Linked DNA regions of Mus musculus: region 2 is linked to region 1. Evidence: chromatin loops called from intact Hi-C (ENCODE). Cell type or tissue: left cerebral cortex. All regions are shown on one strand. Links, peaks and the distances in the headings refer to the core of each region. The heading gives the core; the rest is flanking DNA. Region 1 has its middle 87 kb from the start of Gm26327. Region 2 has its middle 200 kb from the start of Gm34052.

Evidence for each region. Peaks named below come from ENCODE experiments on the same cell type or tissue, not always from the same donor. Only the 100,000 strongest peaks of a DNase experiment are listed, where the experiment ranks them.
Region 2: a loop joins it to region 1, with 2.7 times the contacts of the local background. A loop is called at or near these places in 3 of 42 quality-filtered maps.

The regions. Positions count from the first base shown.
Region 1 is chr7:39,712,656-39,722,172 of GRCm38, forward strand. No RefSeq gene overlaps it. Among named protein-coding and RNA genes, the nearest start is that of Gm26327, 87 kb to the left of the region's middle. In left cerebral cortex, for the core only: a CTCF peak has its summit at 3,902 (motif pointing right); DNase peaks (open chromatin) are centred at 3,919 and 4,264.
Region 2 is chr7:40,060,106-40,069,622 of GRCm38, forward strand. No RefSeq gene overlaps it. Among named protein-coding and RNA genes, the nearest start is that of Gm34052, 200 kb to the left of the region's middle. In left cerebral cortex, for the core only: no CTCF peak of the experiment used is centred there; a DNase peak (open chromatin) is centred at 5,166.

The DNA of each region.
Region 1 (9,517 bases), core at 718-8,717:
AACCAAAGCTCACATAGTCAGGGCTTTTCCTAGGTGGTTTGTAACGTACAGAGACAGAGTCATTTTCATTTTAATCAGAAGACAGAAGACATGTGTATTTGGTGCCAAACTGTTCTACACATGCCTGGCTTCTGTATAACATTTAATTGTCAGGCTCTTTAGACACCACTACCTTCCTGACTCCAGAGTGGCAGCTGTGTTTCCTGTAGCTGAGGGCTGGGAGATCAGCAGTTTGTGCGGTTGCTGGCAGCACCCTGCCCCAGTCATCCTGCAGGCTCTGTGCTCCGCTGCTCACTCCCAAAAGTGGGACAGGTCAGAAGCGCTGCGAGAGGGTGAAGGGCTTTGGAGCAGCCAATGCTGGAGATGAGGCGTGGGGTTGTGAGGATGAGCAGCCCAGCTACCTCGCCCTAGGAAGGTAGTGAGAACTCCAAGCGTGCTCCATAGTGGCCCCTGTGTGTTGGTCTGCTCTTTTGATGAACGCTCTCCTCTATGTCCTGTCCAGAGTCCCCACTAATAGTGATGGGCTCACCTTCTAGGTAATTTTCACTGTCAGTTTGGGGATAAGAGTCCCAAAAGACTCTTGTGTCTTTTGGAAGCCCAGTCTACCAGGGATGGTAGCTTAAGGGGACATGAAGTTGGATAATGGTGATGGTGATGATAATAAGCTGTTTCATTGTGAGTTCTAAGACTGTTCTCTTGATGTGCATCTGATGGGCTTGTTTTATTTCCCAGGGTCAGAGGATGGAGCTTCTGTCCCAGAAAAATGAAGTCACTGAGCACCCAAGAAGTGTCTGTAGAAATAAGTGTCATGCTACAGAGCAGCACAAGATTTTAATAAGCTTGCTTCCGACACTCTCATTTGTCTTCTCAATTTTCTTGAGTGAAAAAGGCCAAAAGCCTTATGCAAATGAACTTCAAGGGTGACTCCAGACAGCAGAAGCTGTAACTGAAATCTGCGAAACTTGGGAGAAAGTTCTGATGAGGACCTGGCAGTTTCCAGAGTTGAGCTTCTGTTACATCATTTTGCAGTCTCTACCCAGGCCAGGATCAGGCACACACAGGTTTTTCCTGATGTGTGTGGGGTGGGAGGAAGAGGGAGAGGGGGAGGGAGAGGGGGAGGTAGAGGGAGAGGGGGAGGGGGAGGGGGAGGGGGAGGGGGAGGGGGAGGGAGAGGGAGAGGGAGAGGGAGAGGGAGAGGGAGAGGGAGAGGGAGAGGGAGAGGGAGAGGGAGAGGTTTTGGGGTTCAGGTCATTTCTCTTTAAGACTTAGGGGGTTCAGGTCTTGTTGCTATTCCCAAATGAAAGGATATACTGCTTCCTCCATCAAAATAAAATGCACTTTAAAGGTTATTAAAGTTTAGTGTTGTTTAATATTATGCTTTTTAATGATTATTTTTATCCTATATGTATGCGTGTTTGCCTGCATGTGTGTATGTTGCACTGTGTATGTACAGTGCCAGTGGAAGCCAGTAGGGGCTGTCAGATCCCTTGGAACTGTTGTTACAGATGTTTGTGAGCCACCACATGAGTGCTGGGAATCGAACCTGGGTCCTCTGTAAGACCTGTCGATGCTCTTAATCTCTGAGCCATCTCTCAGGTGCAATACCAGGGTTTTTAAAAGAGGGGTTGGACGGGTTTTACTTGATGCCTCTCCATTGGTGGTTCCCACCCTGCTCTCTCCTTTCCTTTCTTCTTTCTTTCCTTGCCCTCTTTACTCCTCTCTCTCCTGATCACCTTCATTCCTTCCCACATTGTCCAGGCCAAAAAAATTTTCTTTTGTTTTGCTTGAGAAAATGTTGCAGGTAGGCTGATTCACCACTTGAGTAACCACTACCTTGTGACTTCTTACTATTTTGTAATCCTGGGAGAAGAAAAAAAAAAGCAAAACTAGACTTTTGGGTGTGAACAAGCAAAGTCCATTTGTTTACACTGTCTCTCGGCCATCTCTCCATCACTAGCTCAGGCTATGGGAGTGACAAATTATCCCCACTGCCACTTGGAGGAAGCTATGGCCTACTCAGTCTGTGTTCAGTCTAAGCCGTGTCAGGAAGGGGAATTTAGCTGAAAGCACAGGTATATCTGTGGAATATATGAGTGGAGTCCTTGTTCAAGTTCTCAGGAGAACAATGGCTTAGTGCCAGCCTCTGTTTCTGTGATTTGAATTTGAATCTCTGCCCTCTCATATATTGAGTGCTTGGCCTCTGGCTGGCTGTGCTATCTTAGTAGGTTCTAGGCAACTTAGGGAATAGGGTCAAGCTAGAGGAAGTAAGATTCTGAGGGTGAATCCTTGGGAATATATACCTGGACTGTTCCCATATCTTTGAAGCATTCTTATTTCCCTGTCAGACTCCTGGCTAGCCACTTAGTGAATGGCACTCCTTTGCTATATATTCCTACTATTTGTCACAAACTTCTTTCTAATGCATGGCACCAACTAGCCACCACCCCCTTGGCCCAAATGAATCTTTCCTTTATGTAATTTCTCTCAGATATTTAATGTTAGTGTGACAAAGTGACACTAATATAAATGCTGGAGGTTGGGTAGTGGTAAGACACACTATTTATAGTTTCTAGGGACCCATTTATGGTGAATGATTGGGCATAAGTTTTCATAGCAAATGTAGTCTGTGACTTAAAATCAGAGAGGCATCTCACTCATTTGGCAAAGCCAAATGTTAGGCAGCTGGCATAGCACTGGTCTGCCCTGTGTTAGGAACAGTGACCAAGATGCACAGGTCCTTATGCACCTCTGAGAGGGACACAAATAAACGACTAGAGCAATCGGATGTGACAGTAGGTGTGGAGAAGGAAATGACAACCTGGGACTAAGCAGATGATCACCGCTCTTGCAGGGAACACAGGTTCAGTTCCACACACTCACAAGCTGTCTCTCAACCACCTGCAACTCCAGTTCTAAGGTGCCTGAGAAACTCTTCCAGCCTCCACAGCTTCCCTCAGGCACAGGACACACATAAACTCTTGCAGGCATACACAAGTGCACACAAAAGTAATAACTCAGTCCAGAGAAAATACTTTAGAGTGGATGGATTTGCTTTGGTTCACTGTTTCAGAGGGTTCAGGACTTAGGTGGTTGGGCAAAACCTCATGGAAGTAGGAGTTTATGGCAAAGGAACTCTTTGCGGCAGAGAGAAAGCAGGGAGGGGGGCTACCACAAGAGTCCACAGAGACATATAGCTGATAGAAGTAAGTCCAGGGTCTTAATAAAAGAGACCACCACTCCAAATGAAGTGTCTGGAAAAGGCAAACTTCACTCTAGCACAAGAGGGAACTCCCCAAGACCGGAACTTGGGTTTTATTCTAAGGAAGGTGGTGACTGTCTTTTGATTTGAATTAAGTTTTTCCTTCATCGGCTAGGGTCCAGCCTCACAATCTTATTCATTCGGCTACGTTGGAAAGAATTGTTGCATAGGAAATGAAGAGGAAGGGAAAAGGAAGCAACGCAGTCCTAGAATACGGAAGTGGGGCTTTGAGTAAATGAAAGGTTTTACTGGATAAACAGATAAGACTATTAGAACTACTTGTCCTAAACGTATTGTTATGGTAAGACTCATTCTTGATATTTGTTACATAGCCCAAAGAACCCAACCTGGGTGAACTGCCTCCTCCAATTAGGTCTCACCTCTAACTGCCATTCAACAAACTAACAAACAAATCATTAAGTTGTGAATATACCAAAGTCCTGATCATCTAATGGGCTCTTGAAATGTCCTCTCAGTCACACCTAAAGGCATGCTCACTACCATCCTCCCCACCCACCACCCACCCCACCCCCGCTGCCCCGCCCACATTTCTTAACCCTATCAAGTCCACAAGGAGCCCTGGGAACCCACAGAAGCTCTGTCTGCATAGCAGTGTGGTACCATTCAAAAGCATTCCAGTAGATGGCAATAAAGTTCCATGTAACTTCGTGGAATCCTTTGTCCCAGTAAAGTCTGCATTAGATTTTTTTTTTTTTTCTTTTCAACAGTTGGAGTGAAAATGTGTCGCTGGGGAAGGGATGTGTTTCTCCCCTCTTATTTACACTAAGCTGGCTTACCAGTTAGTGGTGCCACAAGCTTTTGTCTTAGCACAAGGTATTGTAGAAGAAGCGTGCTGACATTTCCAAGAATATTTTGAAGGATGCAAAATCCACTCGATATGAATAGGTATCTGAACAGAGGGTACACAGTTCAACATATAAAATAGGAAAAGAATTGCCGCAGAGAAGCCTATCAAGTCTGCTGAGCCTGACCTTGCCTGCCCTATGGCATCTTCTGAGTGACTGGGCTGCCCAGAAGCACCTTGGAGTAGAGCTCTGATGAGCTTCAGTGAGGCGTCGACTGTGGAACTGTGGAACTGTGTCAGTGGGCACTCTGGCTGCCACAGAGCTAGTGCAAGGCATAGTGTCACTTGCCATCAAAATCTTCTCGGTTTCTGAGTGCAGAATGAGGATATGAGTTGTGAGTTCAGACAGCAGTCGACAGCCAGCATCTTATCTGAATTTGCCCTGGTTTCCACGTTTTCAGAGTGAGAGGTAAGAATTTACTTCAGGAGAGCTTTACCTCGAACATGAGACTCTAGACTAAGAAGAACTCTGTTCACAGGAAAGGGGACTTTATGGGCTTTGCAGAGTCTGGGAGAGGGGGTATCATCTCCCACTTGCTTCCTCCTAGGAAATGGGTTTGATAAATACTTGGGAGTGAACAGGCAGAGGAGAGGATCTTCCAGACTTTTACTTTCAGTGTTTCGAAGCAGTAAGCTACAACCAAGGGGTATTTGGGCGCCCAGCAGGCAGCAGGAAGCCCCAGCAGGATAGGTAATTAGACCTCACAGCCAGAGGCCCAGCTCTTCTCACCCTGAAATAGAAGACAGAGAGGTTGGGGGTGGATTTCTTGGGTCTGGCTGAAAAGTCAGACCCAAGGAGAGTCTTCATAGAGTCAGCCCATCTCACCATTTAAATTCCATGCTCTCTTTAATCAGAACGTTCTTTAATGGGTTGTCTGGGAGCACATTTGAACCTCGTTGAAGCCCACTGTCTGCAAATCCAACTGGGTAGGAGGCTTAATCCGTTTTTGTTTTTTGTTTTTTATTTATTTTTTATTTTTTGATACTCACAGGTCCCTCAGCCTTGCTGAACAAGGGACAAAATGAGAATTCTTAGAGTTAAATATTACATCCAACCTTAAAACTGCCTTGTGTAGCAATGTCTTTAAATCCTAGCGTACATTTTCCTTTCCCAAGGAGCAACATAGCCTAGTATCTTTCACCTGTGTCTTGGCTTTTAGGTTCAGGTTCTGGGCCTCAAGTTGTCTTTATCTTGTGTACTTTTAATTTTTGAATGTGCCTCGGTATGTTACCGCTCATCTTTCTGTCAGTCTTTTTAAATGTTCATGCTAAGTTACAAGGAAAGAGAATTCCCAAATTTCAGAACATCAAAATCTGCACCTGAGGTTGCCCTGGGGTAGCGTTCCTTACCCTTCTATCCACTTCAGAATCTCTGGGGTGGGTGGAGGCTTTAAGAGTCCAAGACCTTGAGCCTTATCCCAATAGGTGTGGTATGGACTCCTGGGGCCTCAACATCTTCCCAGCTGAGTCCAGTGTGTGACAGTCCTGTGCTGAGTTCACAGTGAGCACAGGTCTCCACCAGCCCCCTGTCCAGAGAGCTCTGGTTCCCTTCCCCATGGGGTCACAGTTGAAAGCCTTGAGGCTTCCTGGTTATGTACTGTGCTGGCAGAGCCAAGCTATGCAGTAAGGACTTAGCTGCTCTGTGCTCTGTGACCAGATACTGTAGTCCTTAAGTGTGTCTTGGTATGGATTTTTGTGACTGTAATGATAAGCAAAGCCTTTGCTCTATCCTTTTAGGTTTAGGCTAAGTGGGGTAGACATAAAGGCACCAGAACCAGGGGAGTCTTGGTTGTGCCACGTCTTATGATGGTCGTATGACTGGGAAACCAGGATGTGGTGGGGAGCTGTATTCAAGGTAACATGTCTAGGACCAGTCCCCAACTTCTGTTTTTGTTTTTGTTTTTTCTGGCACTCTACTCTCTCACGCATGGGTGGAGAGTGTTCCTGGAGAGGCCATGACCATGTGCTGGTGCTGGGAGGAACCTTAAAAGGTTAGATGGCATCTGTCCTGTTCAGCAAGGACTCCATCCACTTAACCATGAGCACTCATTTTCTTAAACTTCTCGGGGGGGTGGGTGGAGAGAGAGAGAGAGAGAGAGAGAGAGAGAGAGAGAGAGAGAGAGAGAGAGAGAGAGAGAGAGAGAGTCATTCTATAGCTCTACCTGTCCTGGAACCTACGATATAGTCCAAGCTGGCCTCAAACTCACCAAGATCTGCCTGCCTCTGCCTCCTATGTACTGCCACTAAAGACTGGCACTGTCATACCTGGCTGATATACTTTTGACACAATGTAGAAATAGAGAAGAGGAGCGTCCATTGAGAAAATGGCTCCATTGGATTGATTGTAGTCAAGTCTGTAGGGCATTTTCTTGATAAATGATTGGTGTGAAAAGGTTCAGGCCATTGTAGGTTGTGCTACCTTGGGTAGATGACCCTGGGTAGTAAAGAAAGAATAGTCTGAAATCTAAGTGGATCAAGGAACTCCACATAAAACCAGAGACACTGAAACTTATAGAGGAGAAAGTGGGGAAAAGCCTCGAAGATAAAAATTCCTGAATAGAACAGCAATGGCTTGTGCTGTAAGATTGAGAATCGACAAATGGGACCTCATAAAATTGCAAAGCTTCTGTAAGGCAAAAGACACTGTCAATAAGACAAAAAGGCCACCAACAGATTGGGAAAGGATCTTTACCAATCCTAAATCAGATAGGGGACTAATATCCAATATATATAAAGAACTCAAGAAGGTGGTCTCTAGAAAATCAAATAACCCCATTAACAATGGGGCTCAGAGCTGAACAAAGAATTCTCACCTGAGGAATACCAAATGGCTGAGAAGCACCTGAAAAAATGTTCAGCATCCTTAATCATCAGGGAAATTGTCGCGTCCGCTCTCGACCAGCAAGAACGACACGACCACCAGTCCTTCTAACAGCAGTTTATTCAGTCCTGATTCTTCTTGTTTATATCTGCCCCGAACCCTGGGCCTCTCACTCCTTTTATACTCTCATCCATGCACAGCAGGCCATGCCGCCTCACCAGGCACGCAGCTTCAGCTAATCAGGGCAGCAGGGGCATATCTCCATCAAACTGGATTCTCCGGTATCCTGGTGCACCTGCACAGCTCTCAAGATGTTTGCGGCTTATATGAGGAAGTCAGGTGCAAGTCATACGACTTAGCTACAGTCCCTGGCGCCTTTGGGACTGCCGCCACACCCGCTCCTAACAGGAAATGCAAATCAAAACAACCCTGAGATTCCACCTCACACCAGTCAGAATGGCTAAGATCAAAAATTCAGATAACAGCAGATGCTGGCAAGGATGTGGAGAAAGAGGAACACTCCTCCATTGTTGGTGGGATTGCAAGCTTGTACAACCACTCTGGAAATCAGTCTGGCGGTTCCTCAGAAAATTGTACATAGTACTACCAGAGGATCCCGCAATACCTCTCCTGGGCATATATCCAGAAGATGTCCCACTATGTTCATAGCAGCCTTATTTATAATAGCCAGAAGCTGGGAAGAACCCAGATGTCCCTCAACAGAGGAATGGATACAGAAAATGTGGTACATTTACACAATGGAGTACTACTCATCTATTAAAAAGAATGAATTTATGAAATTCCTAGGCAAATGGATGGACCTGGAGGGCATCATCCTGAGTGAGGTAACCCAATCACAAAAGAACTCAAATGATATGTATTCACTGATAAGTGGATATTAGCCCAGATACCCAAGAATACAAGATACAACTTGCAAAACACATGAAACTCAAGAAGAACGAAGACCAAAGTGTGGGCACTTTGCCCCTTCTTAGAATTGGGAACAAAACACCCATGGAAAGAGTTACAGAGACAAAGTTTGGAGATGAGATGAAAGGATGGACCATCTAGAGCCTGCCACACCCGGGGATACATCCCATAATCAGCCTCCAAACGCTGACACCGTTGCATATGCCAGCAAGATTTTGCTGAAAGGACCCTGATATAGTTGTCTCTTGTGAGGCTATGCCGGTGCCTGGCAAACACAGAAGTGGATGCTCACAGTCATCTATTGGATGGAACACAGGGCCCCCAATGGAGGAGCTAGAGAAAGTACCCAAGGAGCTAAAGGGGTCTGTAACCCTATAGGTGGAACAACAGTATGAACTAACCAGTACCCCTGGAGGTCGTGTCTCTAGCTGCATATGTAGCAGAAGATGGCCTAGTTGGCCATCATTGGGAAGAGAGCCCCCTTGGTCTTGCAAACTTTATATGCCCCAGTACAGGGGAATGCCAGGGCCAAGAAGTGGGAATGGGTGGTAGGGGAGTGGGGGGGGTATGGGGGACTTTTGGGATAGCATTTGAAATGTAGATGAAGAAATACCTAATTTAAAAAAATGGAAGAAAGTAAAATGAAAAAAAAAAAGTGGGAGAAAGCCACGAGGAGCAAGCCAGTGAGCAGCATTCCTCCATAGTCTCTGCTTCAGCCCTGGCTTCCCTTGATGTTGGACTATAACCTGTAAGGCAAATAAACCCTTTCCTCATGGCCGGTCTTCTATCACAGCGTTGGTGACCTTAGCTAAGATGACCATAATCTGCCTGGTGGGAGTTAGAGGAACATTTTTAAATAAGTTTGGAAGAAAGATATGACCCTGCAAACATCCACAGGAGACCATGCATGCTTATATTGTGCTGTCAGAGGACAAATCTAGGCAGGGTGATAATCTCTGTGACCAAATACCTGAGAGAACAGTGTGGGGAGGAAAATTCTATCCTGACTCACAGTTCCAGGGGGTTCAGACCATAGCTGCTAGGTGTTGTGTCTTTGGAAGGAGCAACTCACTTGGCTGTGGAAGCACACAGCTGGGAGGCACACAGCTGGGAGGCTTATTCCTCTCCTGGTTGAGGTGGGGCAGAAAGGGGTAGGGACTAGAAAACAACTGTAACTTTTTGTAACCTTTAAAGACATGCCTCCAGTGATTGATCCCATGAGTCACCGGGCTAGGGCTTACTTTCTAAGGTTTTCATTTACATTTGCAGATAATTCTTCCTGTTGGTACCAAGCTGTAAACACATGAACTTGTGGGAACATTCAATATTCAAACCATAAAGTACATTAAGATTAATGTCTGATCCCCATGATCCAACCATTTCGCCTGTCCATATCTAGTCTAGACAAGCATTCGTTCCTTCGGAAGGGTGTACAGAAGGTTGTGTTGTTTGAGATCATAAAAAATTGGGAAAGGCAAATGTTTGTTAACACACGATTCATTAAACGTATAATGCTAAATAACGACAAAGTTATCATTAAGATAAATGGTAGAAAACAAAGAAGGCTGTAAGACTGAAAGAATAGTTTTCATTTTTGAAATTTCATTTCAAAGACATTTTCATTTCTATGAAAGAAAACGAA
Region 2 (9,517 bases), core at 826-8,825, 350 kb after region 1:
TTAAAAAAAAAAAAACCACCTCACCTTTCGGGATTTAACACAATAGACAGACATGTCTACTTGGCTGTGAAGGGAAGCTGTTCATAGTGGTCCTTTATTGTGCTTTGATGGATTCAGCCAAAGAATATATTCCTTGGGGACAGTGAAGTCAGGCGAAATGGGCTCAGCTAACATTAGTCTGAGGCAATATATGGTGGCACTGCCCATAACCCTGGCACTTTGCAAAGGGACTGAGATCTGAAGTCCTCAGACTTGAGGCTATCCTGGGTTAGGTACTATATTGCAGGCAGCCTTATATATCTAAAAAACAAAATAAAAAAAAAAAAAACTACCCAAAGAAGAAAGAAGGACCATAATCAGCATCCAAACGCTGACACCATTGCATACACTAGCAAGATTTTATTGAAAGGACCCAGATATAGCTGTCTCTTGTGAGACTATGCCGGGGCCTAGCAAACACAGAAGTGGATGCTCACAGTCAGCTAATGGATGGATCACAGGGCTCCCAATGGAGGAGCTAGAGAAAGTAGCCAAGGAGCTAAAGGGATCTGCAACCCTATAGGTGGAACAACATTATGAACTAACCAGTACCCCGGAGCTCTTGACTCTAGCTGCATATGTATCAAAAGATGGCCTAGTCGGCCATCACTGGAAAGAGAGGCCCATTGGACTTGCAAACTTTATATGCCCCAGTACAGGGGAACACCAGGGCCAAAAAGGGGGAGTGGGTGGGCAGGGGAGTGGGGGTGGGTGGATATGGGGGACTTTTGGTATAGCATTGGAAATGTAAATGAGTTAAATACCTAATAAAAAATGGAAAAAAAAAAGAAGAAGAAAGAAGGAAAACTATGCACCTCCACGAAAACCCTCGTGTCACTGGGATTCCCACTTTTGTGAATGTTGCTCGTTTTATCTAATGGTTTCTGTGAGGTTTAGCCTCGGGCTCTCACTTCCATGCACACATGTGAACTGGAGAAACCTTTACTGTGGTCAACAGCTCAGAATTACTGTTCTGTAATCCAGAGTTTTCAATTGTGAGGTGCTGGGTTCAGTAAGAAGTGACAGACAGTGCCTTGCTTTGAAGAGTGAGGATTTGGTGGAACGTATGAGAAAGGTTTTGTTTGTTTGTTTGTGTTTGTGTTTGTGTTTGCGTTTGCTTCTGCGTCTGCGTCTGCGTCTGCTTCTGCTTCTGCTTCTGCTTCTGCTTCTGCTTCTGCTTCTGCTTCTGTTTCTGTTTCTGTTTCTGTTTCTGTTTCTGTTTCTGTTTCTGTTTCTGTTTCTGTTTCTGTTTCTGTTTCTGTTTCTGTTTCTGTTTCTGTTTCTGTTTTTGTTTTTGTTTTTGACAGGGTTTCTCTGTTTAGCCCTGGCTGTCCTGGAACTCACTCTGTAGACCAGGCTGGCCTCGAACTCAGAAATTTGCCTGCCTCTGCCTCCCCGATGGGCACATGTAATTGAACTTAGTCACCAGTTGGTGGTGCTACGTAGGGAGCTTATGGAACCTTTAGGAGGTGAAATCTTGCTGAAGGAATTACATCACCAAGGGCAGCTTTGTTGGTTTCTAAGTTTGGCTCAATTTTGTTCTCTATCACTTTCTGCTTCCTGTGTGGTGATAAAAAAAATGTGAACAGACAGCTTCCTGTCCTGTCGCCACGTTTTCCCTGCCTATTGTTTTGTCTCCTCTGTCAAGATGAACTATACACCTCTGGAACTTCAAGGAAAATGTACCTTTTCCTCTAAATTGCTTTTGCCAGAGTATTCTATTATAGCAACAACAACAACAACAACAACAACAACAAATAACTAATACAGGGAATATCTATCAGACTGAAAAGGTGAAGAAAAAATCTGGACCAAGAATGAGACTAAGTTCCTGTAGGGAGACAGCACACCCGTGCTTCTCTCATCATATCCATGTTGGTGCTTACCAGCCCTGTATCCTTGCAGTTGATTTCAGATATGGAAGACTCCTTTCCCTGGTTGACATGTTTTCTATAAACATGTAGGACCTATTTTTTTGTGACTAGAGCTGTTCTTCCAGGATTTCCTCATAATTCACACTATTTGTTCTCATTTATGTGTTAAAATTACCTTTGCCAGAGAAATTTGTAGTTCACTGCCATTGTGCACCACAATTCAGTGATCTTTTTTGCAAACACTGATAGTCTTCAAGCATGAAGGGCTAACAAGTCTGAATTCTGCTAAGCTGATATTTATATTTTGAAAAATGACTTTATCTTCATTTGAATGGAAAAATGAATTAACAGATTATTCTTTCTGACTACAAACCCTTCCATTTAAATCAGCTAAACATGAAAGAAATCCTCACAAATAAAAACAAAATAATTTGGATGAAAATGGGGATAATTTAAGTCCTAATTTATTGAGACCGTTCAAACCTCTTATTCAAAATTTCAGTTAATCATTGAATTTGGATAGCTAAGAGATTATCAGTATCATAACTGAGTATTCATTAAAACACCTCGAGTCTGTTTTTCTTTCATAACTTTTTTTTGAATGTGTGGGTTTGCAAAAGCTATGATAAGACAACCTACTAAGACTGCACTAATCTTGAGTGTTGCAGAAACACAAATTGGCATTTAAATAATAAAAAAGAAACCTTAATTATGTGTGTATCTTTGTGTTTACATGTGTGCCCTACCCCCTACCACTACCACCAAAGTGCATGCAGGGGCTTGTAGATGCCAGAAGACGACATCAGGGTCATTTGGACCTATGGTTACAGGCCATCCTGAACTACTGAACATGGTAGGGGAAACTCCAGCCCTCTGTAAGAGCAGTCTGTGCTCTTCGCCTCTGACCTCCCTCCTCAGTCCCTCAGACTGTCATTTTAAAGAGTGCATTTTAATGTAGGATTTGTGACACACTTCTAATCCCTTCATCTCTTGGGAGGTTGAGGCAGAAAGATTTTGAGTTTGAGGCCAGCCTTTGCTACATAATGTCGTTCCTACAAAACCAGGAACTAGGGACTTAGCTCAGGAGCAAAGCACTTCCCTAGTATATATAATACTGCATTATATCCTTATCTGAAAAAGAAAAATCTTTTATTAAAATAATGAAAAACTCATTTTAAAAAATGAAATCTTTAGTTGACTAAAAAAAGAAACAAATCTCTTGGTTTACTGTGATATTTAGGGAAAAATAAGACCATAAAGTGTGTGCCTACAGATAATTGGGCAGGCAAATTTCTAAAGACTGCAGAGGCACTGCCTGCTTCAGGAAGGGCAGCAGGAGGTGGCAGATGCTCACGCATGCCATCACTGCTTATATTCCTTAAAAGTTTAGAAGTTTATGAGAATACATTATGTAAAATTTGATATGTATGCTTGACTAATTTCAGCAACTCTTCCTGAGGGTACATTGGTACTTAATCATTAGATAAAAACTACTGATGCAATAAAGCCAGAAACATTCAAGATCATTCAAATGACTAAAATTTCATCCACTGTACTTACATTCTTTGAGGGTAGTGGCTCTCAACCTTTCTAATGCCGAGACCCATTAATACCTCAAGTTGTGCTACCTCCAAACCACAAAATTATTTTCATTGCTACTTCAAAATTGTAATTTTGCTATTGTTATGAATTGTAATATAAATATCTGATATGCAAGACATCTAATATGTGACCCCTGTGAAAAGGTCACTTGACTTCCAAGAAGGGTCATGGCCCACAGACTGAGAACCACTGTTTTAGAGGGTTTACATGCACACACGCACATGTGTGTGTGTGTTAGAAAAACTTGCACCGTGAGATTGGTAATAAAGCATCGAAACAGGATTTTATATCTATTAAAAATCAGCAACATCAACAGATAACATTTTGGAATATCATTAGACAGATGGTGGGAAGTACATAAGAGTCTGAAGTAGTAGATATCAATCAACCCAGGCAGGCCAGTCTGAGCTACAGATCAAGACTTTGTCTCAGACACAAGGCAAACAAAAGCAGATCAAAACTAACAACAAATGAACAAAAAATAGAAATGCTGGTATAGACTACTTGCTTAATAAACTGTATGACTTGGTTTTGATGCCCAGTATAGAAAGAAAAGTTGGATATAATTGTGAGTATGAATTTTATTTTGATACTCAGAACCAAGTTTTATTAGAACTTAAACACATTTCCTACTTAATATTTAAGGAAGTGTCTTTTTCATGGTAAAGTCATTATATAAGTAATCAGAAGTATAATAAAAATGTGCATGTGAGTGAAAGAGCTTGTGATATAACCAACATGGCTCTGTAGTTAAAAGTAGCCAAACCTAACACTCTGAGTTTAATCCCTGGTACCCACCTGGTGGGAGGAGAGCAATATCTCCCAAAAGGTTTCCTCTGAATTGCCTAAACATGCTTGGCACACGTGTAAACCCCCTCCCCAAATAAATAAATAAATAAATAAATAAATAAATGTAATAATACATTTGTAAAAGAGTATGTGCTCTATTATAAAAATGGTTTCATGTACTCCACAGTGATTATGTGTTCTCTAATCATAAGGAACCAACAGGAGGAGACCAGATATATAGACATATTTCCCTGGCACAAACAGGATATAAACAGGATATCAGGAAATGGGTCAAACATCCCAGATAGTAACAGAATGAAGGACATGGGACAAAAACCGTGTAGTCATCTGTTCAGATCCAAGTGGCAAGGGATATGCTCATGTAGGAGGAATGCACAGCAGGAGTGACACACAGGACATGCAGACATCAGATGACAGAAGAGACAAAGCTGCAGATGGGTCAGAGCTCTGGAATTTGGCTGAGGCCTGAGGGCATGGTTGTTTAATTTCCGAGTGTGCCAAATTCTTCACCATTTCTGCTCTTCCACTTTTATGTATTTGAAAATCAGGGCTTTCAGAACCATGTTTTAGTATTGCTTGGAAAGAGGAAGAGAAGGAGGAGGAGGAGGGGGAGGAAGAAGAAGAGGAGGAGGAGGAAGATGAGGAGACGATATTATAATAATCATTATTATTGTTTTAATAGATGATGCCTCAGAAACATCTGACAGACACACTCAAAATATAATTCTTAGCTCATGCTAAAGTGGGGTAGATCATGTTCAGCTTTCAACCAATAAGCTTGAGTCTAGAATCTTCTCTTTCCCCCAACTATGACTCCTGACAAAAGTATATTTGATTTGAGAAAATAATTCACTACACTCCGTTTCCAGGGCGAGTATGGTGGGTGGTGTCTATTCAGGGAAGTTCTAGATGCTTATCTCTCTGCCTGGCTGCCTCAGAGATGTGATCAGTACACTGGTTTTAATGATTCTAGTAAATGAAATATTGATGTTTTTAGAACAGGAGCCTGTGACACTAAGCAAATGTGCCTCTCTAAAGAAACTGTCTAGATATGCTTAAGTCATTTTGAATTAACTAAGTCACTAGCCCTTTTCCAATTAGCAGTAGCTATTTTCCCGTACAGATAAAAACTAAATATTTTATTGGTCGTTACAAAAAAAAAATCCCATGTTTTAAGTAGGAAACAGATTTGTGTTTCTTTCTCCACAAATGTGATATCCATCAGATACTGGGTCGTGAGGATAAATTAGACCATCACTTGGCAGGGGAAGCACACATTACAGCTAATGGGCTGCAGATAAGCCCTCTCCAAGTCCCAGGAAAAACTGCGTCAAAGTCTGTTGTGGAACTGGAGGCAGTTCTGTGAGATTCAGCGTCTCAGTAGTAGACTGAGACTGACTTTACAGAAAAGCATTTAAGCTCTTCAGGACGTTAGCCTCTCATAGTGTAAGGTGCCAAGATAACTTCAGACCATTCTAAGACCAAGGGGCTTTGCTTGCTAGCTCATAGTTTGTCCCGTTTTTATTTTACTTTATTATTTTTTCAAGTTTTTATTTTCTTTATTAATTTCATGGTCTGGTGAGATACTCAGCTAAGAAAGTCTACGATTGATGTCTGCCATTTAACTGAGCAACAAAACCGCAGAGCTGGCAGCCAATAAGTGGGTTAGTGAAACGGACAGACAGCTCTCAAAAGAAGAAACACAAATAGCCAAGAAATGCTTTTTAATATGTCCAACAATCTTAGCTATCATTGATGCTCTGAGAAAGGAAACTTGTCCACTACTGGGGGAGTAGACGGCACTGAAAAGCTTTAAAGCTATACACACCTACATTTCACAGTGAAGTTAAATCAGAAATTAGTAATTAAAAGGTATCTATACTTGAGTAATTAAAGGCTAAACTACTTATGTTTAGTAAACAAGGAAGAAAAGACAAAAGTAGAACTAGAAAATATTTACAAATATTTGAAAATGTTTGAACATAAGGAAAACGCCATAATCCTGGGTCATAAAGCCATAAAGCTGGCCACCAGTTAAAGGCCTGCTTGAGCTACATAGTGAGTTCCAGGCAAGCCGGGACTACAAAGTTAGACGGGGTCTCAAAAACATAATAATCACGGAAATTTAAAAATAAAGAAAACTTAGCATAGAACAGTGGATGGACTCACACCCAGGAGCATATGGGTAGCACAAATTGATGCTGATGGGCTTTTAAATATGGAGGGAAGGGAGGATGGAGAGAAAGAGACAGAGAGACAGAGACAGGCAGAGACAGAGAGCAGTTGAGTGGTCGAGGAGCTGAGAATAGATCTGGGAAAAGTCTGGGATACTGCTCTAAGAACTATTGCTTGGAGTGTGAATATGATCTAAATACACTGTATAAAATTCTCATAATTAATAAAAATCGATAATAAAAAAGAAAATATAAATAAAAAACATTTTAAATTATGTTAAAATTTCCTTAAGAATACCACCAAATGATACGAGACATCAGAAAATTACACATTTAAAAAAAAAAAAACCTAAACTAAACAATTACACTCAGAACTACCAACAATTGTTTAGAGAAATGAAAGAGCTGATTAAATAATTGAAGAAGTCTGAATGAGATACTCCAATGCTTTAAAATACAAGTGTCTTCTGGTTGTATTTCAATGCAATGCAAATAAAACACAATAAAACTTCTTGGTCATGTTTCCTAAATGGTTCTGAGCTGTGAACTGCATATATACCCAAGCTCTAGGTAAGTAAGGGAGGGAGGACTGCTGTGTGGTGAAGGCTAGGAGAGGGCTTCTGTTGCTGTGAGATTTCAACAGATATTTTAATGCATGAGCAGTCAGTAGAATGTAGTTCTGGTGTATGGCTAGCCTATAGATCAATGGAGCACCAAACATAGAAGTGTATATATACATCTCATCAATTGATTAGAATTTGAAGTTACTTTAATGGGGAAAGCAGTGTCTTTTTAATAAATGGAGCAGTGACAGTAAGCAATCATATAGGTAAACAGGAGTCTCCATCCTTTCTTCACACCACATAGAAAAATCATCTTAAAATGAGCCACAGACTTAAGTGTTAAGGCTTCCTGGGCCTCACAGTTAAAAACAAAACTCTAACGTTCTGGAACACAAGGAAAACAAATCCCTTGGGCTGGGCAGAGATCCATTAGAACACAAAGTACACTGACTGTGATAGCAAAAGAATAATACATTTGAGTTCTCCAAATGAAAACTTTCATCTTCTAAAGAGACTGTTTAGAAACTAAAAATGTAAATTGTTGACAGACTATCTTTGGCAAAATACAACCTGAGAAAAGAAGGTCCTATGTCTGCAGAATGTTTAAAGGACACATGACTCAGAATAAAGAGATGGACACCTCAATGAGAGATCAGAGATGGTTGAATGAGAAAATGAAAAATTTGACAGCGTTTCTCTGTGTAGCCCTGGCTGTCCTGGAACTCACTCTGTAGATCAGTCTGGCTTCGAACTCAGAAATCCTCCTGCCTCTGCCTCCCAAGTGCTGGGATTAAAGGCCTGCGCCACCATGCCCGGCCAGGCTGGACATTTCTAATCTCAGTGTTAACTAAACTCCACTTGGGGCTAAGCTTGGTGGTGATGGTGGTGGTGGTGGCGGCACCTGGGATCTCAGGGGGTTATCTTGAATTTGAGGCCAACTCAGGTCACATAGAGACTGTGTCTCAAGAAATTCAATAAAATCACTTCCAATGGTCTTTTTAATCTGGGGCATACTAAAAAGCAAAGAGGAGTAGATGGACTCCTCGATTTTAAGTATGTCTTACTGGTCTGAAGCAGGCTGTTTGTTGTACATAAAGGTTTATTTAAAAGAACTGGCTCTCATAAAGATTTGAATGGATGCTGCAATGTTTCCAATAGTTGTTGCCAGGTTTACCACAGCACAGGGCATCCCTCAGTAGCTTAGGTCAAGCTCTTGGTGTCTGTGTGGATCTTCTCTATTCTCCTATGTTCTGTCCATAGCTGAAATGTCCAGTTTAGCCTTCGGCAGTTATGTGTCATTCTCTTCCTGTTTTTCAGTCTTCCTAGATGCTTCAGGGGTTTGCTGGGCCCCCATAGACTGTCTAAAAGCACAACATGTCTTGTAGACCTTGGTGACCAATGAGAATGCCTTCCTTTTAAGCCTTCACATGTATTTGTGAGGGCTTCTGTGCCCAAAGAAATGCTTCAGACTCTGAAGGTTAGGATGAATATTCCTTTCAGAGATGTTTGGACTGATTGAATGAGCACAGATGATTGAATGTAAATGTTAAAAATTATAATATTCTTAAGTATTTAAAATGTTCAGAGGTGCTATTCAGTGACCTTTGATATATTCACAAGCCAAATGACTATCACCATCCTCTAATTCCACAACATAACCATCTCTGTACAGTGACATGCGTAGGGTAAAGTGGCACAAACACATAGTCCCAGAAACTGAGAGACATAGACAGGAGGGCTACAAATTCTACGTCCTGGTCATGTCACTCTGCTGTCTCTATCGTTAGACACTTCTAATTCCATTTCTAAGGCCAGTGTGGGCTATGTTGGCTTAGAGCCGATTGCACCAGGCTCCTCCCAGGGACCTATCAATGGCTTAGGTCATCACCTGCTGCCGTTACCTGCCACTGTCAGATGTGGGTGGGGTAAAAGGACTGCTTGCCACTCCAGTTCTCTCTCTTTTCTTTTCTCTCTTGTTTCTCACATGCTTCCGTCTGCTCTCTTTCTCCCCATTTCTGCTCTTCTTTCTGTCCTTCTCTGCCCTCATGGCTCTGCTTCCATCTGTCTGACTCTACCCCTTATCCAAGCCCTCTCTCCCTTTCTTTCCCCCAAATAAGCCTTCTTTATGCCAGGTCTGTTGTGTGACATGGCATGGTGTGATCTCTGGAGGACAGCTTGGCATGGGCCTGCCAGGTACCCCACTGTATTATATTTCATAACAGGAGCCATGGTGACATTCTCTATCAAGAAAATTAAAAAAGAGGAAAGAAGAAAAAAATGTGTGTGGCTGTTGACACTTGGGTTTCAATTTAATTCCTTCTGTGGAAACTGCAAGTGAGGTTTCTGCTCCCATAAACTTGCCTATTCTATACATTTCACAACAGTGCAATATGTAGTCTTTTGGGTCTGGTTTCTTTCACTTAATGTAAAGTTTTAATGAATTGTAGCAATGCGA